3 separate regions of the Homo sapiens genome follow, and regions 1 and 3 are each linked to region 2. A link is a loop called in an ENCODE intact Hi-C map of the cell type or tissue named here. Cell type or tissue: endothelial cell of umbilical vein. All regions are shown on one strand. Each heading gives the region's core, and the rest is flanking DNA. Links, peaks and the distances in the headings are about the cores only. Region 1 overlaps NRG3 (neuregulin 3). Region 2 has its middle 190 kb from the start of LINC02650. Region 3 overlaps NRG3 (neuregulin 3).

Region 1 (10,571 bases), core at 1,050-9,049, 940 kb before region 2:
AGTCTAATGACTTTTGAGTGCCTTTTCGGATGTGAACAAACCCAGCAATAGGGTGGATAATATGCCTTAACTGGGTCCCCAAGATACTTGATTGTGTATATTGTCTGGATGTTCAGGAACACATGGTCTTAATTTCTTAGATGTCTCTATTGTGTGTGCCAGTTTAGAGTTCAGTCTGGGTGCATTTATGTTATATAGTTTTTTCCATATTTTCTTTTAGGGTATAGGAACAAAACAGTCAGCAAAACTGCCAAGGTGCTTGCAGATCAAAGTGAAGATAAAAAATGAGTGGAGTGATTGCAACACAAGGTGACACTTGATCCAATGGAGGTTACTTTCACTGGCTTTCCTAGAAGCTCATACTGGGAACCCCATCTATGGGACTCGTGGTGGGTGGTGGGGGATGACAGAAAACTTCCTCTTCATGAAAATCTTAGGTCTAAATGACATGCTTATAGTTTGGTGGATGGATTGAGAGAAGCAGGGAGGCCTTTCCAGGCAGAAGGAACAAAATGTACTGTCATTTGGAAGTGACAGCAGGATGCACTGACAGGAGCCTGGAGCAGAGTATAGGAGGCGATGGCAAAAAGAAAGACTCACAGGTTAAGACAGGCCCAGGGCATGAAGGACAAGCAGCCACTGCACACATCCCCTCCACTAACTGCTTTGTTCTGCTCCCTCTTGCAGTACCAATACTATCCAATTTTTGTCTATACTAGAAATTTGGGAGCCATGCCCGATCCAATTTCCTTCATATCACCCATTTACTCCATCAGCAGGAATAGAAAGCTTACCAACTTTATTTACATATTCATCCATCCTTTATTGATAAAATAAATTTATTTTTGAGATACTTTCCATCTGACTTCAAGGTTAAATAAATGTTAATGAAGGAGGTAATGAAGCAAGACATGCTTGAACTTTGGAGCCAGACACAATTTGGGTTGGAATCTTGCCTCTACCTTTCACCTTCTGAGTATATAACCTTGGGAAGCTGTCTTGGGATCTTCAGACCTCAGAAAAGAGCACAAAGAAGTTAATTATATGTTCCTCAGAGTACCTGCCACAGAATTATTAAATATTCAATAGTGGAAATTCCTATATCCTCACTTCTCCTTCTAGTTTTCATTTCTCTCCTGAAACTTCGTTCATTGCATTTTGAAACCTTCATTGACTCTTCTATTGGATTTTGAGGTCCTTGAGGGCCAAGGTTATTGTTAGGGCTTTTTTGTTTTGCTTTGTTGTTGTTTTTTAATAAAACACTTTCTGTGTTTATGTTTCTAGTTTTGCTCAGTTTTGGTTTGCACGGGAGTCTCCTGCAGTCTGCCGTCTGAGTGCAAGAGGGAGGATGAATGATATCCCTTTCAGCTTCCTCAGGTGTGGGGAAAAGATTAGGAAAAGAGCAAACATTTATGGCAATCTGGAGTTACAGCATGTGTTTGAGTCCCAGGTATTTTCCTCATACATCGTTTAGCCTCTTTGAGCTTTTGTTTCTTCATTTGTGAAATGAAGATAAAATTCTTCTACCTTATCTGGCCTATAGGATCATCCCTGGATATTTGCCTTGAACAGTTTACAGTCTTAGCTCCCACCTGCCCATGGGAAGGACCACAGGGATCTTGTGCAGCATCCCCAAATCTTCTGCAGCAGCACTCCAAGTTCCATCTCCTTCTCTCCATTCCTTCACCTGCTTTCCGACAGGTTTCATTCTGTGGCCAGTACTTTGTTTTCCTCTCTATGGCGGCTGTTTGAAATTTAGGATTCCGTAGGACAGCCTTCTTACTTTGCAATTCTGACCTCACCGCTACACACCATAGTTCACATTACCCTCACCTTCATTAATGTCTCTAACAGCAACAATACAAATTGAGTAAATTCAATTTAGGGTGATTGAGATGTCACCTGTTTTTATTCTTTCCATAAATTCAAGCAAGATATGTTAACAATTGTTCGGATGTCATAATGTTATGCTAGAAGTTATTGGGCTCTTTAATTGAATGTTCTCTTAATTTGGGCATTGGTAAGGTACCAATTTGAGTATGCAGACTTGATAGCTGGGTTTGCCACCACCCTGAGCTAGTAGTGTATGTGGATGGCATAAAGAACATGTTGGATCTTTCCACCTCTGACTGGGGCTCTCTGTGGCCAGCATCCAACTCAGCAGGATCAGATGATTCCGGAAACACTGACTGCTTCTCTCCTGCAAGCTCACAGTGGAGCGTCTGGCACTCCCTGAGATCCCTGCCCTGCATGGCTTTTTACACAAACTGAACAAATCACATTCTCTAAATGAGAGAAGTGCAGCTCTGTTACATTTCAATCTTCTAAAGAGGAGGAAGGTCACTCGTCAGAGACCTTGTGGTCATCAGCAAATAGGGTGATCCAGGATGAAGACACACAGGCAGTAAATGACGGTTTCTTCCTCCTCTCCCTTCTCCTCCTTTCCCCTTGATATCCAGTCTTATCTTCTCCCTTCCTTTCTAACTCTCCTTTTCCAATCTGTTCTTCACTCGCCTTTCTTCTCTTCTCTTCTTTCCCTTCTTCTCTCCCTCTTTATTCTTCTTCCAGAAATCTTTAAATGAGTCATGATTCAAGTGAAAAAAGATTCTTAGCTAACTCACATATGGAAGCAGCAAATTTTCTCAGATTTTGAGCTCCTTGAAAGCTGAGCAGCATAGGAGCCTTCACAACCCTGTAGTCCAGGCAGCAGTAGAGGCATTTCTCTCCAGTTCCTGGGAATCTCATCCGACAGTCAACTTGTGTTGACAGAGTGAGTAGGACTGTGGCTTTTATTTATTTATTTATTTATTTATTTGCATCTGGATCTTGGGAAGTAAGCATGTGGCATAAGCTGGGTTTCTTACATTGCCCTAAGTCATTGTCACAAGTAGAAAGAAGTATGGTTGTACCTCTGCTGCACAACCACTCAGGCAACTGTTCCTAATGTCTTCTCTGAGGCCTTCTTTGTCACTTCCCAAGTCTCAGGTATGGGCAAATTATCCTCTATCCTACCCCATTATATTTGAATTCCAATTTGCTCGTAGTTCATTAACACCTACCACACTATTTCCTATTTATTTTGTGTCCATTCGCCAGCTAGATTGCAGAAGTTGTGTAATTGTGCCTCATTCGTCTTTATAGCCAAAGTATAATCCTAGAACAGTTTCTAATGTCAGATGCATCAGGGAACCCAATAAATGTAGATGGTAACGTTATGCTAATCTTACATTTTAATTCTATTAGTGGTGAAATCTTTATGACTTAGTCCTGTGAGTTGCATTGAAAGATTGATCTAAGCACCTCTTTTGTGTTGGAAAGGAGATATATTTTCAAAATTTTTAAATATTAATACATTTTTAGCATGGCATATGATCGTTTTGAAATACTTATTTCAATATCCCATGTTCTAAAATAGAGTGTATTAACAGAAATTTTGAGATGTGGTAAGGCCAACTGATCATGAAATGATTGCCATTGAAAAGATAATGGTCTTGAGTATGGAATCCCAAAAAAGGAGGTAAATGGGGGTCTGGGCTCTGGATTGGGTTGGTTTTTATTTGAAAAGTGTGTGCTCGGGCAATTTATTTTCTATCTCTAGGAACTGGTTAGTCCTGAGAGGGGAAATTCCTTCAGGGTCAGGAAGAACCAGATATCAAAGAATCAGAAATACAAAATAAAAGATAGACTTAATGCAGCTTATGATGCCAAAAGAGATTCACTTTTCTCTAAACATGAATGGGCATGTAGAAAAAACAGCAATCTCTACAGCTGTCTGGGTACAATTGCTGTCACAAGAACTATTGCCATAATGCGGTTAGGACATAAAGTAAACTTAAATACTCTACATACTTTTTATAATTGGAGGTTGTCTACATAGACACAGTAGAGACTTGAGAAGTCCCCAGAGACCTTAAAATTCTATTCAGTTCAGCTGTAACCGTATCCTCCAATCACCTTGTGGGTCATGTATGGATTGTCTTGCTTCTGCATTTATCTTCCAGAGATTTGCTGCTTTTACTAATTATTGGAGTAGCAGACACCTCTATTGCTTCTGCCTCTCTTGAACTATGATTGTTCTTATCTCTGGGTACTAAGTCCATCATCCTTAGATCCTGTAGAGCACTGGCTGCTGAGGCACACTTATCACCAAACGCCTGTTGGTGTCACTACAGAGTAGGAACCAAATTGCTCTCACTGCTGGATGACAACTTGTTTCTCATCTAGCATCCTAACTTATCTGGTAAGGAAATGGATAACTGCAGTATATAATTATTGTGTATCAGTAATTAACTCCTCCTGCCCTCTGTTTAGGTAAAAGAGATGAGGCTTAAAAGGCGCACAATTTTTAAATGTCAAAAGTATCACTTGACTCAAATCTTTCTGAACTTAGCACTTACAAACTTTTCAGTGGACCACAATGTCCAACATTAAATGCTGGAAATCACCATACCGTGGGTTTGTAAAACAGGCCAATATTTTTTTTATGGATACTTTTAAGGTCCATCCTAGAGGCCTATTTATATAAACACTTCATGCCTTACTCTGGGAACTTATCACTAAGATTTTCTTCAAAGACCTGGTGAATCAGGATTTTCCATTCATATCTGTGAATTAAGGATACCTGGGGGTAATCTCTGTCACTGAATACATCAATATATTTGCCAGTTAGACCTCTTCTTTGCTGGAGAATGCTGACTTGCACTTTTTGTATAGGTAAGGTTTATCAACAAGATTTGTACAAGGTCAAGATTGGGAGAGCTGTTAGTCTGAGAAATGCCAAATATCAGAATGGGGAAGAACGAGATCGTCTCTAGAACTCCTAGTTACTCAGAGGCATTTTATTTCATTTCTTTCATATGATTTCTTCTTTCTTTCTTTGTTGTCTTTTCCACACACCTTACAGATGATCAGTATTCTATTTAAAATGTACTTACCACAAGTACACAAGGCTCTTTATCTCAACAGTGATTATAGTTAGGCAATAGTAGAAATAAAATAAATGTCCATATGACTTTACCATATGACAGAATATTCTGCAGCCACTTAAAAGGATGAGATAGACCTATGAGCACTAACATAAACAACGCCCATGACTTATTACAAGTTTTAGAAAACAGGTAATCTATTATTTATAATAGCAAAAAATGATAACAGTAATTCTATGTTATTATTTTTCTCTTTTTTTTTAAACGGAGTCTCGCTCTGTCACCCAGGCTGGAGTGCAGAGTGCAGTGGCGCGATCTCAGCTAACTGAAACCTCTGCCTCCTGGGTTCAAGCGATTCTCCTGTCTCAACCTCCCATGTAGCTGGGACTACAGGTGCGTGCCACCACGCCTGGATAATTTTTTTTTATTTTTAATAGAAACAATGATAAATGAGCCATAGCTACCTGCAACAACATATTGAATCTTATAACATAATACTGAGCAAAAAAAAAAAATCTAGACATATAAAGAACATATGGTATGATTCTATTTACATAAAGATCAAAAATAGATACAACTAGCTTTTGGTATTAGATGTCAGTTTAATAGTTACATGGGTAGAGAAGGTGGCTAGTAATTAGGAAGCAGTGTATACAGGGGTATGGATCATATTCCATTTCTTGGTCTGAGCATTGAGTACCTATGTGTGTTCATTTTGTAAAATTTTCTCACAGTGTAAATTTATGAATTATGCATTTTTGTTATGTATTAACCTTTAAAGTTTATTGTAAAGGGCAGGAATTTGAATTTTGAAAAAATAAAAGATTGTGATGTTTCACAACATGGACAGTAATGAAAGGATATTCTTAGGTGAAGTAAGAGATGTGGTTCAGCAAGACCATGTGCAAGTCAGATTCCAGGGGAACTAGAAACCATGAGCATGGGTGAAACTGAAGACATTATTAAGTAAAATAAGCCAGGCAAAGCAAGACAAATACCACATGATATATGGAATCTAAAAAAAGCTGTTCTCATGGAAATTGAGAATAGAATGATGGTTATGAGAGGCCATAGGGTTTAGGGGGAAGATGGGGTCGGGGAGATGTTGGTCAAATAATACATATCTGCAGTTGGATAGAAGGAATAAGTTCAAGAGACCTATTGTGCAGCAGGGCAGCTATAGTCAATGATGATATTTTGTATTGTTGAAAAATGCCCATAGAGTGTATATTCAGTCTTTTCCCCACAAAAATGATAACCATGTGAGGTAATGTGTTTGTTAATCAGCTCGATTTAACCATTCCACAATGTATATATACTTCAAAACATTGTACACAATAAACACATATAATTTCATATGTCAATTTAAAAATAAGTAAATATATTTAAAAAAATTAAAAAGACACTATGAGCAAGTAGAGGAAGACAACTGTTAAACATAGGAGTAGGTTACAAAGCAGGCAGTGGAGGGGCAGGGATAACAAAATCTCCAAGAAGAGGGGTGAGCCATGCTATTGGATTTCCATCTGTAGTTTACATATATCCTTAAGATAAATCTTTGAAAAATCAAGTTAAAATGAATTAAGTTGAATATTATCAGCACTGATATTTATAAAAGAGATTATATATTTATTATTGCTGTGACTATCATTATTATGATTCGTGGAGCATCAGTATGACTCTGTACCTGAAACTAATGAGTTTGACTACAACACTCTTTTAATTCTTCATTTTTCTTATGCACTTGAGGAATTGGAAATTGTTTTCAAATAGTTTACATGTTACCTCTCAAATTCAGTTTTTACAATGGGTTCTATGATATATTAAAATAATGGTAATAATATAGTAGAAACCAATTATATTTTATTAACACTGGAAGTGAGCCAGACACTGTGCTCAGTAAATGCATGGTACAAAGCATCTCATTTAATCTTCCAGTGACCCAGTAGGCAGATATTATGATCATCACCACATTTCACATCAAAAACTGAGTCATAGACAGGTTAAATAAAATTGCCGAAAGTCAGGTAAATAGAGCGAGACCCTGGGAACAGATCTGTGCTTTCCGACTATCAGTCTGCACTATTCAACGTGGTAGCCACAAACATGTGATGGTCATTAAAAGAAAAACTGGAGAAAAGTTAAATTTAACAGACTTTAATAGAGCAATTTGTGAAGGGGTAGCCCTCTGCACCAAATTACATTCAGAGTGACTTTGGCACTGCCGGAAGGTGTAAGAGAATTTACGGAAGCAGGGAATTTATGGGAGAAGGGAAAGTGGCCTACAGAAAACAGAAGTGAGGTACAGAAACAGCTGGTTATAGTAACTCGGCATTCATTTGAACACAGTTTGAACAGTTGACTGACTGTGATTAGCTGAAACTCAGTGATTGGTACAGGAGTAGGTTACAGTCTATTTGGGCATATTGTTAGGTTAAAATTCACTATGTACAGAGAAACCATTAGACCAAACTTAGAATCTGTAAGGAGGCAGTTTTAGGGTAAAATCAGCACAGTTGAACACTTGAAACATGGCTAGCCTGAAATGAGCTGTAAGTCTCATATACGGTAAGTCTCATATAAAAAGCCCCACTGGATTTCAAAGACTTAGCGCCAAAACAATATAAAATATTTCATTAATATTTTATAGCTATTCTGTATTGAAGTGATACTATTTTATATATGTTGGGTCAAATAAAATGTATAATTAAAGCGAATTTCTCCCTTGATTGACTGATTGATTGATTGGATTGCTTCTACGGTGCCTACTAGAAAGCTTTGGAAGCTGAAATTATACATGTGGCTTGCATTATATTTCTGTTGGATCATGCTGGTCCAGACTGGATGCTCTACTTCTAGACCTGAGGTTTTCAACTTCAGCGCTTTAGGTAGATTTGAACGTACACAGATCTAGCTTCCTAGTGCTGGAAATTCAGATCTGCTCTGGGCTGGGGTTCAGTTGTTGGTGTATTTGAGAAGCTCCCGAGGTGTTTCTAATGTATAGCCAGAGGAGAGAACCCCTGCCTGGAGTCCATATGCCTGCTCTATGCAGTCTGATATCCACCTGACTCGAGACAGCTCCTGATGGGATAGTTACAACTTAAGCCTGGGAAGTCAAATAGCCACAGGGCTCTCAGCCTGCGCACCTATGCAAAGAGCTGACTTTGCTGATTATGTTTGTAGATCTTCCAGGATCACTGCCAATACCTGTGGTAAAGGAGTTAGATTCCTTTAGCTTACACCTCATCTGTCTGAGAGAAGTGAAGCCCCATTACACCAATATGGAGAAGGTTGTGTGTTACCTTGGTCCTGAATGTTCTGTGAAGCAAAGTTAAACGGTCTTTAGTGGGTTAGAATCCCTACTCCATCTAAATAGGTCACAGCTAGAAGATTCCCTTAAACCGCTGGGTCAGATTCTCCCTGTTGTCAAGAAAATGAAATGTTATTGTTCCAAGTCACATGTCTTGCTCCTAGAATGTGACTTTGCCAATGAACAGTGAATCCTAAGTGATAAAACCTAGAATTGAGGGTAAGGAGTGGGGGACAGCTATTATAGGTTCAGGAAAAATGGAGTTAACAGATCTTTTAAAAGTGAACTCGGACACCACAGACTGGGATTATCTTAGCATTGAAAACTCACTGGTAGATATAACTTGATGCAGGTTGCTTTTTACTTATAATTTATTTGTGGAAGAAATAGCACTTGGAAAGCCAGTGCATATTAGACATATTAATGAGAAGACCCAGGGCTTTTCATTTTCTTTTCAAAATATGTCTTATAACATTCACTTATCTATAGTCAGCCAGAGATGCACTGTTTGTGAAAGGAGGGGAGGAGATAAGCGGTTATTACAGGAAAGGTTTATATTTGGTGGGGGTGCAGGGGAAGAAAGGAAAATGACAGGCTGAGAATACAGATGTTTATGAATTTAAACTGTTATTTACCCTTAAATATCAACTTTAACTGATAATGCACATCTAAAAGCATTTTGCGTAGAAATAAGATAAACTATAGAGTATCAACATTATTATAAAGTAATTATTTCAGTTTTTCCTTTGTTGTTGTTGTTGTTTGTTGTTGTTGTTATTGGTTTTTTGTTGTTGTTGTTGTTGTTTGAGACGGAGCCTCCCTCTGTCACCCAGGCTGGAGTGCAGTGGTGCAATCTGCTCACTGCAAGCTCCGCCTCCCGGGTTCACGCCTTTCTCCTGCCTCAGCCTTCCGAGTAGCTGGGACTACAGGCGCCCACCACCACGCCCTGCTAATTTTTCGTATTTTTAGTAGAGATGGGGTTTCATCGTGTTAGCCAGGATGGTCTCCATCTCCTGACCTCGTGATCCACCCGCCTCGGCCTCCCGAAGTGCTGAGATTACGGGTGTGAGCCACGGCGCCCCACCTTTCAATGTTTTTTTAAGTGTAGTATTATGCAGTTGACTGCAAAGAGCAAGAAAATGAATCCCTAGGGTAAATGTAACTTTCTACCTCCTCCCCCACCTCAAGAAATTGCTGCCTCTTTTTATTGCCCCACCAAGCAGAAGACCACTGGTAAATGTCCTTAGACATCCAGCTCAGAAGCTATTGAGTTCACCAGAGGCTTTTGTAGTGAGGCCCTAGTGCACAGCCAGCATTAGCCACATACAACTATCCAGAAATAAAGATCATATCCTTGTCCTTGAGGGGCTTTTGAGAAATGGGTATGTGCATTTTTGGTACAAGACCATGCAGTTATGGAAAAGGTGCAAAAGGAATGCAGAAGGGAAGCTTGGGAAGAATTTTCAGGCTTAATAGTATTTATTCTGAGCTTTTAGGGATCGGTGGGCAGATTAACTTGCTAGGGCTGCTGTAACAAAGCACCACAAACTGGTGGCTCACACAATTCTTTTGTTTTCCAGTTCTTATCGAGGTATTAGCAGACTTGGTTTCTTCTGAGGGCTGTGAAGGGGTAACTCTTTCTTGCCTCTTTCTTAGCTTCTGGTAATTGGCTGTCACTCTTTGATGTTCCTAAGCTTGTAGAATCATTGCCCTAATCTCTGACTTCATCTTTAGATGATGTTCTCCCTATGTGTGTATGTGTCTATCTCTGTGTCCAAATTTCTCCTTTTACTAAGGACACAGTAATATTGGATTAGGATCCATTTTCATGACCTCATCTTAACTTGATCCTCTTCAAAGACCCTTTCTTAGTCCATCTGGGCTGCATAACAAAGTACCCTACACTGCATAGCTTATAAACAACAGGCATTTATTTGTCAGTTCTGGAGGCTGGGAAGACCAGGGTCAAGATGCCAGTAAATTGGGTGTTTGGTGAAAGCTCAGTCTCTGCTTCATAAATGATGCCTTCTTGTTGTACCCTCACATGGTAGAAGGGGCAGGGAGCTTCCTTGAGTTTATTTTATAAGAGCAGTAATCCTATCTGTGAGGGTGGAGCCCTCATGACTTACCCACTTCCCAAAAGCCCCACCTCTTAATATGATTCCATAGGGCATTAGGTACTAACATATGCATTTTGGGGGCACACCAATATTCAGACCATAGCAGACGCTATACTCAAATAAGGTCATATGCATATAGCTACTGGAGTCATTACTTCAACATCTTTTGGAAGACAAAATTCAATCCATAACAGTGGGAGTTTCAAGTAGAAAAAG
Region 2 (10,571 bases), core at 1,536-9,535:
TCTATTTTTTAAATACTTTTCTTTTTTCTTTTTTTGAGACTGAGTCTCACTCGGTCGCCCAGGCTGGAGTATAGTGGTGCGATCTCAGCTCACTGCAACCTTGCCTCCCAGGTTCAAGTGATTCTCCTGCCTCAGCCTCCCAAGTTGCTGGGATTCCAGGTGCCTACCACCATGCAAGGCTCTCTTTTTTTTTTTTTGTATTTTTAGTACAGGCAGAGTTTCACCATGTTGACCAAGCCAGTCTCGAACTCTTGGCCTCAGGTGATCTGCCTGCCTTGGCCTCCCAAAGTGCTGGAATTATGGGTGTGAGCCACCACTCCCAGCCAAGGAAGAAATTTCATTGTAGCAACAGGAACACCTGGTCAGGTTAAACTGGCAGCAGGTGTGCTCTGAGAATCTCCTGCCTCCCCTCAGGGCCAGTCCTCTCCATGCCAAAGAATGGAAGTGGGGCAGAACCCGCCCATGAGGAGAGGTGAGGATATAGAAGTACACAGAGGTTGGGACCAAGCCAGACTTTCGGTGGCTCCCCACAGCTGAAGGATAAATTACAAGCTTTATAACCTGACACACAAGGCTCCAGAAGATCAGGTCCTGCCTGTCATTCCCAAGCACCCCTACAGAAATGCATTTTGGCTCATTGAACTAGACCCATCCCTAAGTAGCTTCTGCCCCAGTCAGTGACTCCCTCCTCCATGTGCCCAGCTATGAGACACACACCACTCTGCTCTGTAATGACTCAACTACATCTGTGTTTCTGCTACTTGGCAGGGACCATCTCCCCACATCCACTGTGCTTATCACAGTGCCAGCTCATAGAAGGTAGAAAATACAGCACAAAACAAATCAGTGTGACCTCAGAGTGGGGCTACTGAATTTATTGACATAAGGAATAAAAGAGACCTTGGGCGGTGGCGGGCGCCTGTAGTCCCAGCTACTCGGGAGGCTGAGGCAGGAGAATGGCGTGAACCCGGGAAGCGGAGCTTGCAGTGAGCCGAGATTGCGCCACTGCAGTCCGCAGTCCGGCCTGGGCGACAGAGCGAGACTCCGTCTCAAAAAAAAAAAAAAAAAAAAAAAAAAAAAAAAAAAAAAAAAAAAAAAAAAAGAGACCTTGGGGACGAGCTTGAACTTTACCCTGACTGCTTCTTTGATCTCAGCCTATAAATCTTTCATAGAAATTCTCGTCTTCCCCCTCCTCATGGTAGGAGGGTGACAGGTGCAACCGGCTGTCATCGAGGAATGTTTATGAATGATGACAAGAACCCAGGACTTGAGGAGTGTTACTTTTGGGTGTTATTTTTTAACTCCAGAAGACAGCACCTATGAAAAATATTTTCTGATTTCACTGCCTCTATGCATAAATAAATAAATACGAGGCAACTTGATTTAGTGGAAGAACCGCAGACTTGGTTGAACAGATTTGATTTCAGATTCTAGCTCTACCACTTAATGGGGAAGTAGGGTGATAGGCTATAAAATTGAGACATTATCCACTAGCCCACAGAGTTCTGAGAATCATTGAAAAATCAATGTAATATGCCTAATTCTGAGCTGGGTTCCTATTATACATTCAGCAAATGTCTATCCCTTCCTCCTGCATCAGGGAGCACACCACACCCTCCTTTGTCAGATTCTACTCCAGAGTCTCAGAAGATCATTTTTCTCAAAAACTTCCAAATAAATTCTACATAATGCCACACATATCTGTGAGAAAATTCCTTGTATTTAGTGTTCCCTATTCCGCTAAATGATATGGAGCATCACCAAGGAGGTGAATTCTGGAATCCACTGGGTACAGCACAGGACAAAAGACTTCAGTGTTCCTTTCAAATCCAAAGATGCCACGAGATTCTTTGGTGCCTATGGATGGCTTTAGCCTCTACAACTGTGAGGATAAAACATGACTGGATTTGCTTCTGTAAGGACCTAAGTTGTCCATGCCCTGGATGCTCCCAGGACAGCATCCTCAGGAGCAAACCTTCTTCCTCATTAAAACTTCAAGGGGAAATTGGGAAGTTCAGAGAGAAACTCAAACTAGGCATGCAGAGGGTGCGAATGCAGAAGAAAAGGACTCTGTAAGTGCATGGGCTGGAGATGGAGCAGATCCTCCAGGGATAATTTTGGCCTGCAATTCTGCACTGTGTCTAAAGGAGTGATAACCAGCCTTTACCACCAGCAGATCTGGCTCTCAGAAAAGCTCAACCTGGAGACTGAAGTAATGCTGCAAAGGGTTCCCAGCCAAGTGCAATGATCAGGATCAGGGCTAGCAGAGCCACACAGCCATGTGCCTTTCACAGCCTTCGTTCTGAAACACTTAACTCGGGCTGACCTCTTCTTTCCTCCTGGCTGTACAGCCTGTGGTCACTCTGCTGTTTCCTTTTTTCACTGTATTCCTATCAGTTCCCCAGACTGGACTGTGACTTCTTTTGTGAGCACAGGGCTGCTTCTCTCCTGGGAAGAGGGTCTTTGGGTAACTTGGAACAGCATACCTCTCAATTTTAATTGATAAGAACCTACCTGTGTCAAGGCCATTGTCACCGTCCCCACTCCCACTCTCCCCATGGGGCTCGCTTATTACCAGGTGGCCTCAGCATTCTGGGGGATCACTGCACTAGGAATGGCACCACAGGTGAAGCCAAGGGTATATGTAGGGGTCCAGCCCTGTGAGCTGTAGAGGAAGGCTAAGGTTTGGACAGGGCTCTGACTTAGCAGGGAAGAGGATGCTAAACAGAAGCTGAAAATTGAACAATCTGGAGACAAGGGCAGTTGGGTTCTAAGGGTGTCCTGATCTTCCCCAAGACACTCAACCTACTAAGTCTATAGTATTAAATAACTTCATTAATCCCCCTTCCAGTAATAAGAGGGGGAGGTCTCCTTGTCCTCGCAAGGATCAATCGAGATTGGAATGAGACTGAAGGCAGAGGGGGACCTTAACAACTAGGGACTGCACCCCAGAGTCATTTTATGCCTCTAATATCCAGCAACACTGGACCTCCATCCCACCTCATGGCCTTTGAGCAGACTCCTTTTGCTGGCAGGAATGCTCTTCTGCTGCCTTTCTCTCTACACGAGGGATTCCTGGTCATGCTTCAGCATTCAGCTCTTTCCTGAACCCTAGACTAAACCAGGTTGTCCTGCTATTCATTCCTAAGAGTGCCCTGCCTTTTTCTTGATAGTCCCTAATACCGTCGATAATTATTTTTCATATCTTTTAATTAATGTCTGTCATCTCTAGGTTATAAGATCCATGAGGCAGAGGTAGCATGGGTTTTGCCCACTGTTTTATCCTTGATACTAGAAGCATAATAGGTGTACAATAACTATTTCCTGAGTTAAGCGTTAATGAATTAATGTTGACTGCTTCTCTGGCAGCAATGTGCTCAGCATCCTGGTTGTGTCCCCTCATACAAGCCACATAGGATCTAATGTCATTGGTAATCTCATTGTTTGTATTTTCCAGGTGAGGGAATTGAGGCTTAGAGAGGCTGTCTCGCCTTCCTCAGGTCTCAGACCTAGGAAGTGGTGGTGCCATGATTTGAACACAAGCCTGCCTGATGCTCATGTTTGAACTCTACACTGTTTTTGCAGGGGGAGTAGGAACAGGCATTAAGTTTGAAGTTCATGGGCTGGCTAAGGGTCTTCTCTTCCCTCACTAACCGCACAGCATTGGCATGCCAGTGACTCCTGGGCCTCAGTTTCCCCACTTGTTATGTGGAGGCAGATGAACTAGGTGATCTCTGAACATTTGGGGCCTACCAGATTCCTCATGGAGGAGCTGCAGAGTGCTTCCTGGGCCAAGAGTGTTGCTGTATGACTTTCTTATCTCCTCCCCTGATAATAGGTGTTCAAGACACTGATATAGAAATGGCAGAAAATGGGATATTCCATCTTGAAGTGAGAGGGGTCTCTTTTCAGATTATCCTGGTCACAGAAAGTTCTTGCACAGCTCTTCACTTCAGGCCTAGGCCTATGGCCTGTGATCTGCCTTCTTGCCACCCTCTGCCTTTACCATGTGCCAGGCTGGTGGCTCACACCTTAATGGTTGGAGCTCTATCCCTCCATCCCCCTCCATCCTCTAGAGACACACTGTCACCTTTTCAAATGCCTAGTATGTCCACGTAAGTGATCTACCATTATTTCAATCTCACCATTTCAAATTATACCACGTTTCAAACTGTACTCATTATCTTCCCTAATATATACATCTAAACTGTTTTTCAAAGTCCTTGTATCTTTTAGGGGCCTAACAATGCCCTCAGGCATGAAAGCTAGAAAACTTGTCTAGAGGAAGTCATCACTGACTCCTCTCTTTGCTTCACCCCCTCTTCCCGCCAGTCCCAAGCCCTCCAATTGCCCTTTGCAATGTTTCAGGGAGAGACCCCCATCTGGTTGTAGCCATTCCCACCCTCCTAGGCAGGTCCAAGTCAGATTATACCTAACTGTCTGTGGGAGCCTTCCTGCCAGTCTTCCTGCTTTGACCTCTCTCATTTCAACCCACATTGCCACCCTTTGCCCCTAGTACCGTTTGGAGTCAAAGGTCAGTCAATCGTAGGAGTCAGAGGTGGTGAGAACTGGGTCAACCAGCAATGTCAGGTTTCGGTTGGGCCATGGGTTGGTGAAAGCTTTCTTGGACATTGCTAGGAACACAGCAGGAGCCAGTTCCTAGAACGTGGATTTCCACAGTGGTTCCATGCTGCCGGGAAACGTAACTGCTGGATCTGTTTTATTTTTCAATCTGCCACGGGAATCTTCAGTTTACTTGCTCCTGATGTCAGCATCACTTCACTCTGCAAACCTCACCCAGTGGCCTAGCTGGGCTGCTCTAGGCACCGTCCCACCCACACCAGGCTTATTCCTGCCTCTTTCATACAATTCATCTCCACCTGGGAAAACTTCCCCCTTCATTTTTCACCCACAAAATCCACACATATTTCAAAGCCAAAGCCTTGCCCCACCTTGCTTCCAATCTCTTTCACCATTTCCAGGTCTCCCCAACCCCCAGCACATAGGTGATTCTTGTAGCTCATTTAGCCTCCACTTAGGTCTCCTCAATGGTTTTTAACTACCTTCTAACCCATTTACTCATCACTTCAAGAAGCTAAAGACATGGCAAGCTCCTTAAGCACGGGAACTCTGCCTGGCCCTCCCCCAGCCCAGCACAGCCTGGAGCCATGACATAAGCTCACCAAGGGTTGTTGCTGGGTTGGTAGTGATAAAGGGTCAGGTGAGTTACTCTGTCAGAAGCTAAGTGCACAGACCCACAACCTTCATATCCTAGGAACAAACAACATGGTAAGGATTCTGTTAGCTCAGAAGCCACGATCTCCACTTCTATCTGCATGGTTACAGCTCTAGCTGCTCACCCCAGAAACATCCTGTGGTAGCCTTGATCAGTAAATGCCCTAATTGCAACACCCACAATTTGGAGTAGCTGCTTGTGACTTCAACTAGAAAACCTAGGATGTGCAGGAATAGAAAACCCCAAGGGACACATCTATATATGTACATCGTTGAAAACCCTACATGGAGAGCTATTTAAGATTCAAGTTGATCTTGCAACTGCCTGCAGCTTCTCCAGATTCTAAAGCCCCATAAAGGACTTTCTCTTGTAAAGAAAGGGAGTACTCAAACACATCTATACTTATCCCTTTCTAAAGGATCCAGGAAAGACCCCTGAAAAACGTAGCGTGGGTTTCCAGGGGCATAAAAAGACTATAGACTATTAACGATGTCAGTGACAATATGGAGTGAGGATGTTTGTATCCAACGTCTATGTCCATTTGAACTTCCCCTAACCTCCCACACCCTCACTCAGATTAGGTGTGTCCTCTTCCTCCATCTAAAAGCATTCCTTTACAGTCATCCATTCTGCCATTGACATCAAAATTTCCTTTTTCTTGAAAAAAAAAATCCTTCCTCTTTATTCATTGTCCTTTACTATAACTCAAACTCCCATGCTTGTTGTTTTCAAGCCCACTGCAGCCTCTGTAAACATCCTATGGACAATGTGCCCAAATGTCACAGCTTGCATTGCCGCTTTCTGCAGCCACAGGGCGATCCTGAGGTCCTGCAATGTTCGGCTGGCGACGCCTGTATCACAGCGACATCTGCTGGAAGAAGCTTCACACTGCAGCTAATGATACCACCGTGCCTCTGCCCGGGGATCCACACAACAGGTGCCCAGGGGCGCAAGGCAGCCCGACTGCTTCGAGGCTAGTTTACACCTATATGACCCACTTCCTGCCAGCTCTGAACAAAAGAAAAAGTAATTAATATTCACCAGGCATTCCCTGTGTGTGCCAGATAGATGCTAGGTGCTTTCCATACGCAAAATAAGATGCTGTCATCACCCCAGGAACAGCTGGTAGGATTCTTGTTCAAACGAAGCAGGCACGCAGGTTTTTTTGGTTTTGTTTTTGTTTGATTTTGTTGTTGTTTAAACTTTTGTTTTAATTTGTGTGGATACATAGTAGGTGTACAGATTTATGGGGTACATGAGATGTTTTGATACAGGCATACGGTGCATAATAACCACATCATGGGAAATGGGATATCCATCCCCTCAAGCATTTATCCTCTGGGCTAAAAAACAATCCAATTATACTCTTTTAGTTATTTTAAAATGTACAATTAAGTTTTTATTGACTATAGTCACCCTGTTATGCTATCAAATACTAGGCCTTATTCATTCTGGTTTTTTGTACCATTAACCATCCCTACCTCTCCCTTACCTCCCACTACCCTTTCCAGCCTCTGGCAACCAACCTTCTACTCTCTACATCCATGGGTTCAATTGTTTTACTTTTTAGATTCCACAAATAAGTGAGAACATGTGATGTTTGTCTTTTTGAGGCACACATAATTTGAATGCTGCTGTCTGACTCTAGCAGCAGATCTGAAGTTTCAAGGCCTAAGATGAGGTCCTGTTTATTATTCTGCTGGAGTTTTAGAAATGATGCCATTAGTCTCTGACATCATCCATCGTTTGACATTTTTATCCAAACACATGTAAGCATTATCATAGGGGGTAGTAAGCAAAGAAGCAAAGAGATGAGGCTTTTATCAAGCATTTACTAAGAGCCAGGACCATTTCATACACCATCACATTTAATTCTCAATCAAAAAGTTGACACCCTCATTTAATAAATGAAGGCTTGGGAATGCTAATTAATTTGACCAAGTTTGCAGAGCTGGTAATTGGCCTGAAATTTAAACTTAGTGCTCTTTTTTCCAAGTCCTTTGGGATTTGCTCTTCCTGCAGCCTAAAGCTGTGCTCACATTTCTATGAAGCTGGCCCTCAGTATGTAAGAAAAGTAATTTTTCATCAGCAAAGGCAGCTTAATAGTAAAGACAGGGCCCCAACATCAGCAAAAGTCAGAAAGAGAAATGGGACCGAAATTCCATTCGGAGCAGAATTATGGATCAGCTGAGCACATTTTTTAACTAAAATGCATCACTACCTTTTTGTACTTCCTTGTGAAACATCTTAATAAGTGGGGGGTGGAGTATATAGTCGAGACCATGCTGTGACCATCTAGTTTGCAAGAAATAACAAATGAGCTGAAACCACCAGGAGATGGATTGGTGCTGAGGGAGAGCAGCCTCTGATTCCAAAGTCAGGACTTAAGTGGCTTTAGCACCTGAAATAGGTGGACTCCCCATTGGGATCTCTGATGATGACGGGGGGAGAGCAGCTTCGTTGCGGGAGAGAGCAGCTTCGTTGGGTAGGAGAGCAGCCACGCAGGGTGGAAAGCACAATCACAGCAAAGTCAGAACACAGACAGCATGAGAAATTCAAGGTCGCAAATGGAGCTGTACAAAGGACATGCCTGGGATACCTGAAAAGAGGAGGCTCTGAGAAATCCAGTGACAATGGTAAGGACAGTAAAATTCCCCTTCACAAAAAAAAAGGACCCAGAAAGCCAAGCTGGGGATCTATGTGTATGTGAGTGAGTGTGAGCTTGCATGTGTGTGCTCATGTTTAGTGTGAAAAGCCACCATTTACATATGTTCAGAAAATCTTTCTGAGCCCATACATTGGCCACTGTTCTCTGCATCTGCCCAGCAGACTCCTCACACTGATCCTCTCTGGCTCCTGATAGTCAAATCCCCAGAGCAGATGTGGACCACGTATAGAGACCCAGGGAACACCCATGGCAGGAATCATCCCAGCACCATAGTGATGGTGCTCACTGCCCATCTTTCTTCATGTTTCCCACCCCAAATATGCTAGGAATCACCGCATTTGGCTCCAGAAAACTGGCCCACCCAGTGCCATCTAGACTGCATGGTTCACCATCCTCTCCAGTGCTGTGACCCCCTACCTGTCTGAGGATCAGATGCTAATCTTTCTTAGAGCTTCACAGCTTAGATAAAGTCCTGGGAGTTTCCCTAAGGCAGGGGGCATTTTGTTCCTACCTATCTCCCTGGTGCCTAACATTTTAGTAGGAGGGATAATGCCTTTAGTGGAGATCCATTATTTATACTTCAGTGGGAATTTCAGAGCTTTCCTTTTACTTTATGAACAAAGAGTGGTAAACTGCCCAGCTAGGAGAACTGAGCTCAAAAAACCATAGCCTTATTCCAGACTCTGCCTCACCCACATTATGAATGATCTTGGCCTCTCTGAGCCTCAGTTGTTTCACATATAAAAAGCTTCCCTGAGATTGGGGAAAGGGGAAAGTGGAAAGTGGAGCAACATCATGGAAGTAAATATATTGATGTCAATTGGATATTATCCTATAAATGTTTCTAAAATTTTTAAAAGTCAGTATGCAACCGTAAGTAAGTAAGCATTGAAATGGAAATTCGATATTTCCAGAGACCATGTTGCATCTAACAGCTGAGTCTGACTCCAGGCCCATCACTAGTTCCAAGCTTATCATCATCATCATCATCATCATCATCATCATCATCATCATCACCATCATCTTTTTTGAGCCTATGAGGTGTCAGGACTAAGACTTATAGAGTATCTCATTGAATCGTAAAAAATAACATTCTGAGGTGAATATTAATATTATTTATTCTTGCTAGGTGAGGAAATCAAGGCTCAGAGAGCGGAAGTCCCTGGCCAAAGGTCTCATGGCCAGTATGTAGCCCAATCAGAATACGAACTCTCAAATGCCTGAGAGAAAGCACATGCTTGTACATGTAATCCCTTCCAGCAAATGACCCATGGGACTGAGTCCTCTGCAGGAATGCTGATTCTATGCAGGATAACTTCCCTAACATCTCAGCTTTGGTGTTTGACAACCAAAGGCTAGGAATTATTTTATAATTCTTATGAGAGCCCTAACCTCAAAGTCACTGAACTGGAGAAAACAAATTGAATTTCCTTTTAAGTGCTAGCACTCCAGGTGTCCCTAGTGCCAGGCTGGCTGAGAAGGATGCAGGTGACATCCATGGGAAGAATGTCAATGTTGAATTAGCTGATTAGATTCTTACCTCATAACCTGAGGGCAGGCACACTTAGCTCTTCTTCCGTGTGGAAGATAGCAACTAAGAAGTCTGCAGCTACTTAAATTCACTGTTCGTTGATCTGCTGTGGTTTGCAAATGACCCCTCTGGTAACATAAGTTAAGCATCCTTAAAGGAGCTATAAAATCTAATATCCCCTGACCTATCACTAACACTAACAAGTGCCCAAACCTTTCTTTTCTCAGAGAGGGCCTGGGGCTCCCAGCTCACGGGCAAGCCTTGAGCTCACCAAACATTGTTCCTGATGGGCCCTATCCACACTGTTGTCAGGATGGCTTTTACAAATGGAATCCCAATTGCCCAGAGAGCAAGTGAATGGTCCAAAATTGCACCCTCCCTATAGAAACTCTAGCCAAGGCCAGGAGAAAGAAGAAAGTGGTAAAGGTATTCTTCTGAGTATTTTCAGAGCTCACTGATTTATCCAAAAATAATTAATAAGTACAAACTCCCTGCCAGGTGCTGGATCTCAGGGAAAGCAAAGAAGGAGATGCTTGCCCTGCTCCCAAAAGGTGCCCCAAGTCTGTGGATTCTCTTTAGTTGAATAGACAAATGTATCGAAAGAGCATGGAGATATAGTGTGATGAGTGTGTTCATCAGGAGGCGTTCAAGACAGTAACCTATATGGGCCTATAAGGGCGTCAGTAACCTATATGCTGGTGACCAGGTGGACTTCATAAGGGAAGGGTCCCAAGAGCTGGGTCTTAAATAAAGTACAATTTCCAGCAGAGATCCCCTGGAGGTCTTGCTTGAAGTTGTCGCTCTGTCCTTCCCTTGAGTTTGGAGTGATTGATCACAGGCAGAGAAAACTGGGAAGCAACTTAATATGTCTCTAGGTGGCTGTTGAAAGGGGAGAAATTGGTAAAAGGATGCCTGGTGTAAGAACCAAGAAAGAAATGACTGTCAGAGACTGAATGGCCAACAGCATCCCCAAAGACCACAGAGCCGAGATTATGATGGAGGATGCTATTTTTCTGACCTGGGGGAGAGATCCTTTGCCCTGCTAGTTAGGGAAGTGGGGGTGATCCTATGGGGTTTTTTACAGGCTATTTCAATATATGTAAATCACAGCAGCTTCATGGAGAGCTGCTCAGAGA
Region 3 (10,571 bases), core at 1,497-9,496, 1.1 Mb before region 2:
ATTACAGCTTTCCACACATTGTTTGCTGCCAAGACCCTAATTGGTTATTGGACATAAATGTCCTGGGAGAAAGTCACCATCCCAACATGAGTTTTAGCCTCTTGCTTTTCCAAATGTTTGCAATATCTTTCCAACAATTTCTTTCCCTCTAATCATGTTCTGCTTCTAAATGAGACATCTGTCAAAGTACATAAAAAGACAAATGTTATAAAAGTGAAATGATATCTAATTTTTGACTTATTTAGGGGGCATCTTGACTTACATGTTTTCATTACACTTGAAATATAATAATTACTGCATGTTCAATAACATCAATTTGAGCAAGTAAACTTGCAAGGACTCAATAAGGGGAACTGACAGTCATGAATACCTACTTTGTGTCTGGGGATTTGCTAACATTATTTCATTACCTTGCAACGGGGTGTGTGGAGTGTTGCTACTCATGTCCACCTATGTAAAGTTCAGAGGCCTCCATGAGTCCAGAATACATAATTACATGAATCAGAGTTAGGATGTGAACACACATCCATAGGACTACAATGTAATTTCCTTTCTTGTTGGAATTTAAAGTGTGATCCAAGGCCAGCAACATCAGCATCATCTGGGAGCTTGTTAGATACACAGAATCTCAAGTGCCACCCCAAAGCAAACTGCTTCAGAATCTTTGTTTTATTAATAATAAGCTCCCTTGATGAATCCTATGCACATTCAAGAGTGAGAAATACTGATTTATACATCATGCCTCCAAAGCAAGCTTCTTTTTCCCTTTTTCCCTGTTTCCTGTCTTCTCTTATATGGCTGCAAAGACAGTCATATGGCATACTTTTTAAATAAATTTATTTCATTTATTTTTTCACAAAACACATCTAATTTTCTTTGAAACAGTCCAGGGACTCACAGTACTATTCCTTGTTTACAAATCCTTTTTCTTTCTTTACCTAAATAGTCTCCTCTCACAGACAATTTCTTTCCTTCTTCATCTTTCTCAATAACTGCAAAAATTTTCTCCAATAAATTGACTCCCATTATCGTAAGGGGGTAGATGTATCTGGTGTTACCCTTTCTGTGTTGTGAATGAGGAACATTTATGGTTAATTCGTAGGTTCTTCACTTATTTTCATCTCATTTTTCATGTATCTTGAATAATTGCTCTCATAAATGCCCCTCAAACATAATTTCTACACACGTAGTAAAAAAAAAAAAGCACAGTAGTCAAGTCGCTATTTTGAATAAGCACCTTAGAGTTTCTCCTTTCATTTTGTTTATAGCTTATAAATACAGTTTCTACTTACACTGTGTATCACACAGTTAAATCTGAATGATACATTGAGATCATTTTACTAAATGTTCCAGAAAATAAATATTCAAATTCATTTAAATTCAATAAAGGAGTCGACTCATTTCATTTTACTATTACAAATTACTTATAATTTTTGGTGATCAGTGACATTATGTAATTAAACACACACATTTTTCTTTTAATTTTGAGATATTTTTATGATAATATAAATGTGTGAGATCTTTCATAGATGATTATATATGTGATTAACTTTTTTAGATAGCCTTAGAATGAAAAAAATCTCTCCAATTAAACTGTTATTTTTTAGAAATACTTCATTAGCTTTTTCTGCAATGACAAAACTTTTACCTATTTATGATTAATAGAATTACCCATGCTTCATGTTTTAAATCAAACCCGGAATTTAGACAACTAAAGTAATCTCAAAATTATGAATTTATTCCTTATACAGCTACTTATTTATTGTTTTTTCACCTGTCCTGGGATAAGATGATAAAACAATATATGGCTCCTGCCATAATATTATGATTAAACCCACATATAAACACTAAAATTACGTGAATTTTTACTAAAATTGCATGAATTACATGTATTGGGGTCAGTGCTACAGTGTTGTCTGTTCACAGTAGAGGTGCTATTTGGCTTGAGCCTTGAGGAATAATGGCAGATCAATGGGTTTAGTACTGAAGGCAAAGAAATGAGGAATGCTGGCATATGCTGTAGCAGTGACTGAGAGGAGGCGATGGTGGGATATGAAGTTGGACAAGAGGGTCAAGGCCAGTTCAAGACAACACATGCACCATGCAAAGAAGGGAACAGCCATGAGAAGCCATTAAAGAGCCCCATCCCATATTATCCAATATATATTTAGTACTCGCCATTTGCCAATGATTGTGCTAGTGACTGTGTATGCAATTCAGTTGTGTATGTAAAGGAGAAAAAAAATGATGAGTCTCAGGGCATATTAAACAAAGTAGAAGATATGGGATTTGAACCAAAGATCCACTGTTTTCAACACTCATTCTTCTTCTTTATAATCATAAAATATATCATTTATACAAAAAATATATATTATATTTATAAAATGTGAAAAAAACAACATTAGTATTCCCATGTACCCCATTTAAAAAATGTGAACATAATAACACCATTGAGACAAGTCCTGTGCTCCTCTGAGATGTAAATTATCTTCCTTAGCATTCCTAAGTTTGTAACTATGTCCCCATAATATATTATATCTTATCATACAGAAACGTATTTAAATAGTTTTAACACATAATGTATATTTTGGTGATTTTTAAGAAATTCAACCTTATGTTTGTGAGATTTGTCCCTGTTAACGTGGCTGTAGAGAATTTACTTTCAGGGTTCATTTGTGTTTCAACCTCATTTCTTGTTTCTAGATTTTTGCTTTACTATCAATGACACTAGAGAATTTTTATGTAAGAAATATTCATCTTTAATTCTGCAAGAGATAATCCTAAGTAGTTTTCCAGGTTTTTTTCAGTGATTTACACCCCCATTCTCACAATCTGCTTTCCATGACCTTGTCAATAAAACTTCATTATTTTTTTTAAATTTAAGATAATCTACTGGGTTGTAAAGGCATTTCAATAATCCAATTTCTACACAGGTTTTTTTTTTTCTTATAACTTGTTGATTTTTATATTTCTGCTCTTGTGAAAGCCAACTCCTGATTTGAAAGTTGCTTTTTCTTATTGATATATATAGGATAGGTATTTTTTACATATTCTGGATACTAATTCCTTTGGCAATTATGTGTCTTGTAAATTACCTCCCAGTTTATGGCTTGCCCTATGATTTTGACAGGCAGAGGTTCTTAATTGTAGTACAGTTAAAGATATCAGCCCATCCTAATTCTTTGTGTGCTTCATGTCTTGTTTAAAAGTAGCCCTACCCTAAGGTTATGGATATGTATTGGTCTATTTCCTTTGAAAAGTTTTAAAGATCTGGTTTTTATACTTAAGTATAAAATCCATTTGGGATTGACAGTTGTGAATGATTTAGCAGTGGATCTCCAATGCTGTTTTTTTCTATGTGAATGTTTTTGAAGAGTTTTAGGCTGAGATGTTGCACTAGGTTCATTTTTGCTTAAAATGGACTGGATTAGTATGTGACTAAAGACAAACAGATCAGTAAAGAAGTGACTGAAGGCCAGGCACTGTGGCTCACGCCTGTAATCCCAGCACTTTGGGAGGCCGAGGCAGGTGGATCACCTGATGTCAGGAGTTTGAGACCAGCCTGGCCAACGTGGTGAAACCCCGTCTCTACTAAAAATACAAAAATTAGCCAGGCGTGCTGGTGGGTGCCTGTAATCCCAGCAACTCGGGAGGCGGAGGCAGGAGAATCACTTGAACCCGGGAGACGGAAGTTGTGGTGAGCCAAGATCGCACCACTGCACTCCAGCCTAAAAAAAAAAAAAAAAAAAAGAAGAAGCGACTGCAATAGTCCAAGCCAGTGATGCTGAGGGTGTGAACTAGGTCGCTGGTAATAGGAAGAATAGGGAGACATACAAGATATTAATACTTAAAAGCCACTAAAAACAGGATTTGTTATCTAATTTTAATGGGTATGTCATACATTTTTCTCTTTAAATTCTTATGAATTTTCAGAATAAAATATACTACTGCCCTACTATGGAGAGGTGTCCTTGTGTGTCCTTTACTTGCAGTGTTCTTCCTTTAGTCATTTGCAGGGCCCCTTCCTTCACTTCCTTCAAATCTCCACTGAAATTCACTTTTTCACTGGGGGCTCCTTTGAGCCTCCTTTGCAAAATAGCCATATCTGTCTCCCAAGCATATATACATACAAACGCCTGGCAATGAATGCCTGCCTAGCTCTTTACCATGATATGTATTGCTTCATATGACTTATAACCATCTTCACATGATTTGTTTTGTAATGTTTATATTTTCACTAGATAACAAACTCTATGAAGGAAGAAGCTTCACCTGTTTGTTCACTGCCATATCACCAGAGCCTACTTCTGTATCCATTAAATATTCGTTGAATAAACAAAAGGGCAGAAAGAACTTGTATGTCAATGATGTGCGTTCCCTTTTTAGAAAGGGAGGCTTGTGGCGACCTTCTAAAGTTTTTGGAATTTTAACCAGCTTTTGTTTCTCCTGCAATGGTGAAATTCTGGGGAGATATCAGTGACCCATTTGGCTTAGAGCTACCTTCCTATTAGATTCTATTGTAACACTTGTGGAACAGGTGAAAAGTAAAGGTGACAGGCAGTAGGAACCATTGGGAATACACCAATTTGGGCTGCACATGCCGAGGTTAGTCCATTCATCATCTTTATTCCACATTGACAGTAAAAGCAATGATCTCTAAATTAATTAGATCCTTAGAGATAAAGCAAAATAAAACTGTGAACATTAATAGGCCCGTATTTCAACACCTGCCTGGACTGAGGCAAGCTCTTCCTGTTCAATTGCTTTCCTTCCCTGCCATGGAGCTGCATTCACCAGCAGTCCTCCAGGGGGCAGGCTTTGAAATTTTCAGAGTTGGATTGCCCAGTCTGTCTTAATCCATACTTCAGGGAAGAAACCATGATAGTTGACTGAATAAACATGTAAAACACCTTGTAGACTGGATCCTACAATCTTTGGTCACACCAGAGCTTGGCAAGCATGTTGTCTTCAAGCCACACTTTAGAGACAGAAACTTAAAGAGATGTCAGCTGGCTTCAGTGTTGGTATGAAGCCTGATAGCTCAGCTGAGTTAAATGACTCCCAACAACCAAATACATGGCTCTTCTAGACCAGGGTTTCTCAAATGTTAATATGTATATAATTATGTGGAGATCTTGTTGAAATGTAGGTTCCAGTTCGCTATGTCTGTGTGGGAATCTAAGATCCTCTATTTCTCCCAGTCTCCTCTCAGTTGATGCTGATATTCCTAGTCCCTGAATCATCCTTTGAGAAGCAAGGCACCTAGATTTCTGGTCAAAATGCTGAAAATTAACAACCCAAATTTAAAGATATGTGGTTTGTTTTGCTTTTTTGTTTTGTTTTTCTTTGAGGCAAATTACTAGAACCAACCAACCAATGAAGGTTCTTCGGCTCAAGAACAAAAAGTCTACTTTGAAATTTACATTTTGACATGAAGCAAAATAAAATGTTAAGCCTAGTTATTTTTCATTTAATCCTAGGTGAGATAAAAAATAATACTGCTTCTATTAAACTGACATAATTATAGTAAAATGTGGGTGAAATAAAAATAAGATCTTTATTGTATATGGAAAATGTAGAATCAACACTGCTAAAAACCACATCAATAAAACAAAAAATGAATTTAAAAAGCACACTCAGGATGCAAAAGCAACCTCTCAGGAGATAAAAATTAGCATAAGAGTTATGAATGAAACAAAACTCAGGACCATAGAAATATTGAGAAACCTGGCTTATCACACTCAAATAAAATTACTCAGTAGAAACTAACATGTAGACATTTTCTGATAAGTTTTGAAACTGCAAAGCAAAAGTTAGATGTTTTATTCTACATAGTACAAAAAATATGTTTATTTCAAAGAAGATAACCAGACAAAATTTGAATTTCTCCTCTGCAATAGTCAAAACCAGAAAGCAAAAAGAAACATCTATAAAAGTGTTAGAAAAATCAAATGTGAACCAAGATTTTACATCTTGACATGTTGTCCTTAAATGTAATAGCAACAGAAAGACATTTTCAGTCATGCAATAACTCAAGAAATTTATCAGCAGGTATCAATCTTTGAAACCTGTGCTCATATCACTCATGGCAGACCACAGCATGTCCTAGATCTGAAATGTATGAGTGTTTTGATGAGTTAATCAAGTTAAAGTAAAAAAAACACAAAGTACATTATTCATCATTATTCATACCCTCTGTTTCTCTTTTTTTTTTTTTTTTTTTTGAGACAGGGTCTTGCTCTGTTGCCCAGGCTGGAGTATAGTGGCAAAATCTTAGCTCACTGCAACCTCTTCCTCCCAGGCTCAAGTGATTCTCCTGCCTCAGCCTCCTGAGTAGCTGGGATTACAGGCATCCACCACCACACCTGGCTAATTTTTGTATTTTTAATAGAAATGAGGTTTCACCATGTTGGCCAAGCTGGTCTCAAACTCCTGACCTCAAGTGATCCACCCGCCTCAGCCTCCCAAAGTGGTGGGATTACAGATGTGAGCCACCGTGCCCAGCCTGTACCTTTTTAAATAAGTCTTAGTATATTGCATTATAACATTGTAGTTGCTTCCATATGAGACTTCCTCGAGAGCATGGTAATCTTGAGAACAAAGATCTTTATTTACACTTTTACACCTTTATTTGTATTATCAACAATATGCTCAGAAAATGCTTATTAATTAAACGGGCTGTCTTTTGTAACACAGTCTCATTTATATTCATTCTCTTAACTCCTAGATCTGATCACGTTTCAGAATTTTGTGGTGGAGACCATAAAAATCATTGACAAATCAAATTTAGAGATTGTATATTGAAGCGATCTTTCCAAACCCAATTTTAATTTTTAAAGTAACTGAGGGCCCAAAGCTGTGTCTGAAGCATGACTTGGAACGTGTGTACACACAGGTCTTGAGAGGACTATGGGAAACAGCAGCTGGCCTGGCGCGTGACTCCTCAGTCCCAGATTCATAGAGCATCAGGGCTGCTACTTAGAAGTTACTCGTACTCTGTGCAGGTGGCACGGTTCACTCCCAGGAATGCTCTTCTTTTCATTGCTAATCATTGTTCACCATTATCTTTGCAGGCTTTATCAGGATCTCCTTTGATGTAATTTGTAGTATAATTGAATTGCAGCAGATGAAAGCATTTCCTCCCAAGCTCTATGACTCATAACCAAGTGGTTTTCAATTATGTCAGCATGTAGCTTTCCAAACAGGTCTTTTCATTGACCACTATTTGTATACACTATTGAGTTAACTTTGGCAAACATACCAATTCATAGACTACTGTGGATTCTAATTAAACTGAGATGGAGAAAGATAAAATGATCATTAATTTACATTAAAGAGTAGAACAGGGTGTTTAGAGATTTGCCTAGGATTAATTTTATAAATAATATTAATCACTATCATTACTAGTAAATGCTAATGCACATTCTAAAACCCAGAGGCCGCATGGGGCTTCTCCCCGAAGACTACCACTGATGAGGAAGCCTGTGGAGCCAGGTTTATGATATGGGAAATTTCTTGATCCTAGTGTTAAATAATTTAGTATTCTCTCATCCTCCCATGATGCCTCTATAGTAGAAAGGCCGACAGCTACTTCTGACCCATGAGAAAACATTTCATCCTGTAAAGCCTAAGAGAGAATTATTTTTTGAGTTTTAGGACCAAGAAGTCAGAATTTTACTCTTTTATTTTCATTTTATAATAACCAACAATTTCACATGTATTTTCTGTATAATTTAAAAAGCACTTTTATAAATATCATCTTACTTCATTCTCAGCACTAAGCCTGTATGAGTCATAGTGAACACTTGCACACTATCATGTTTGGTAGTCTGCTAAGCACTTTATGTGAGAGGCCTCCTTTAATCCTCACAACTCTGTGTTGTGCCACCTGAGACTGTATCCATTTTACAGAGAAGGAAAGTGCAGTACAGAAAGTTTGCATAGACTTCTAGAGATCACAGAGCTACTCAGTACTGGAGCAAAAGTCCAAACCCACCATGCTGATCTGCTTCTAGAAAAATGTTCTCATGATTGTTGCTCTGAGAGTGTGCATTGCGGTCATCGCCGTCCTCCTGGTTTAAAGAAGTATCTTCCAAAACCCATGTTAGTAAGAGGTTGGCTTTGGTCATACCATCCTAGGAAATAATTTTTTAAAATTTGCTATGGCATCCTGATGAAAGTTTGTTGTGCCTTCTCCAGAGTTTCCATAAAATGTCCAGGTACTTTTTGCTTTCATTTTCTGTTCCAGTTAAACTCAGGACCTCCCTTGCATCTCACCTGGAACAACTGCTCTTTACTCTTTGGCCCAAATGTGAGACCTGGCCCCATTTCATTGATTTCCCCACCATTTGTCAAAGAAATAGCAAAGCTTTGGGGAAATGTATGAGGTGTTCACTTAAAAGCTTACAACAAACATCATGAGAGGTTTGACACTTTTGTTTCTTTAAATTTTTTGTGTCTACTACCTAAATTTCCTCAAAAATTTTCTCTTCCTGATCTTTCTCTTGAGCTCTCTGCTTTCCCCCATGTGGCTAGAACCCTTCTTTTTCCTCTCCTGATGTCATGAACTTATAAATTCCCTTTGGTCTGGAAATCTCAATATTCTCATTGTAACATGTGTATATGTCATGGGATCCTCCAGGTGTCACTTCACCTGGAGGTTCACAGAGGTTTCAGCTGGAAACCTCTGTGTCCGGTTGTGCCTTCTGCCTAAGTATTGCTCACACCTGCTGGGCTTATTCCGCCCACTTCACCTGGCAGGCTGCACTCGGCTCATGCTACTGGCCTGGATCCCACACCTGCTAAGGGTGAGCCAGGGGTGCAGCAGTGAGGGGTGTGTGGGCAAGCAAGCACGGAGACCAGCCACTGTGCACTGGCTAGGCATGCTGGCTGCTATGGCAGGGCAGGCAGCTCCAGGCGCTAGCACACGTTTTGGCTCTGTGTGAAGCTGTGGCTGGACCACATGTGGTACATGTGGCATGGCTGAATGGTATAATTGGGCATCTGCATCTGGACGAGAGGAACATGGTGTTGCCCAGAAGCTTGGAGACACCAGGAACCACAGAGCCCCAAAAAGGGTGTCACAGCCCTGGCTTAGGGATCCCCTATGTCTGGGCTCCCTGAACGGCCACAGCTCTTCTCTCCTTCTTGTCACCCACAATGTGGCAAGTGGGAGGTGAGGTGTTTCAGCCATGTTTTTTGTTACAGCTCTTCTAGTCCTGCCATTTGGCGTATCCCGAGTTCTTGTCCCACATCCAGGACGAATGAGGTATGCAGACAACTGGAGGGTGATCAAGGCAAAGAGGAGCTTCATTGAGCAACAGAACAGCTCTCAGGAGACCCGAAGTGGGTAGCTCCTTTCCGCAGGCAGGTCATCCCGATGAGTGTCCAGCTCTCAGCAGAGAGGAGACCCAAAGTGGGTAGCTACTTTTCACAGACAGGTTGTCCTGATGTCTTTCTGTGAGTCCAGCTGAGTCCAGGGTTTTCCTGGGCTTCAGAAGGGAGGAAATGCATGCTGATTGGTCCATGGGCAGCCATGGGTGGGCCCAGAAAAAGCACCATAAGTTCTCACTCCTGGCCGTGGACTCCACCTGGAATTCCACCTGAAGGTGGGTCTTTACCCCTTCCCACAGAGGAGCCTGTCTGCCTCCTACTTCCTTAATCATGTTGTCCATAGTGCCCAGTCTGTTCAAGTGGAGGGGGCCTGCAGGCCCACACTGAGCCACCCTCAGCAGCCCCAACTCAGAAGGAGGTGGGGCTCCCAGCTGTTCCAGGCTCCCACAGGCTCAGCAGAGCACGCAGCCCCAGCCATGCTTCTCCTGCTGCAACTGGCATCCCCGCACCCAGCTCTGGACATTAGATACACGTAATATCTTTGTTGCAGTCCTCATTTTCCCAGACCATGCCTGAGAGTGTTCCACTTTGTATGGAGGAATATGTGGGTATTTTCATAAATGAGGACCCCTCTACTAGAAAGTAACAAAGTATTTTCCTGAACAAAATTGTACTTATCTATGAAGTAGAAGAAATTGTATCAGTTTTGGTTTTAAATTCTAAATGATCTTGCCTTTTCCACGCTGCTGAAAAGATTTCCCCAGTTTCCAGTCTTGCATTGTGCATTTGTCTCTTCCCCTTTAATTCAGCAATTCTACTGATGGCTTTCCAAGTAACAGCCCCTTCTGTATCATTGTGGCCTTTGGAACATTTTGGTTCCTGGACTGCCTTTCTTCCAGGACCTCAATGAATCTCTCAAGCTACAGATTTCAATAGCAAAATTACCATTTAATAGCTGAGAAAACTGAAGCCCACCAATATTAAATAAGTTACCGAAAGCCAAATGGTGCCTGAGCTAGGACTACAAACCTGATATGGTAGATTTTTTCTATATTTTAAGCCTGAACAATGCAAATTGCGATTTCATATAAATCTCACAGTTCTCAGAGTTCTGTGGCCTGTTTCCAGGCACTTGTGCTTGTTGGTTCTTTTTCTTTTTTTGCATAAACTTGCTTTGTTTGCTTCTCTTACCTCTACTCCTGGTTATTTTGTCCAAATTGGTCCAAGTTTGATTCAGG

Evidence for each region. A loop is a pair of places that touch in the nucleus more often than their neighbours do. Peaks named below come from ENCODE experiments on the same cell type or tissue, not always from the same donor. Only the 100,000 strongest peaks of a DNase experiment are listed, where the experiment ranks them.
Region 1: it touches region 2 in a loop (15-fold over the local background); 2 of 110 quality-filtered maps call a loop at or near these places.
Region 3: a loop joins it to region 2, with 12 times the contacts of the local background. A loop is called at or near these places in 12 of 110 quality-filtered maps.

Annotation. Positions count from the first base shown.
Region 1 is chr10:82,930,449-82,941,019 of GRCh38, forward strand. All of the region lies in intron 4 of NRG3 (neuregulin 3), which reads left to right. Among named protein-coding and RNA genes, the nearest start is that of NRG3-AS1, 700 kb to the left of the region's middle. In endothelial cell of umbilical vein, for the core only: a CTCF peak has its summit at 4,217; no DNase peak of the experiment used is centred there.
Region 2 is chr10:83,865,571-83,876,141 of GRCh38, forward strand. No RefSeq gene overlaps it. Among named protein-coding and RNA genes, the nearest start is that of LINC02650, 190 kb to the left of the region's middle. In endothelial cell of umbilical vein, for the core only: a CTCF peak has its summit at 6,110 (motif pointing left); a DNase peak (open chromatin) is centred at 6,081.
Region 3 is chr10:82,807,008-82,817,578 of GRCh38, forward strand. All of the region lies in intron 3 of NRG3 (neuregulin 3), which reads left to right. Among named protein-coding and RNA genes, the nearest start is that of NRG3-AS1, 580 kb to the left of the region's middle. RefSeq lists a silencer at 3,405-3,593. In endothelial cell of umbilical vein, for the core only: a CTCF peak has its summit at 4,810 (motif pointing right); no DNase peak of the experiment used is centred there.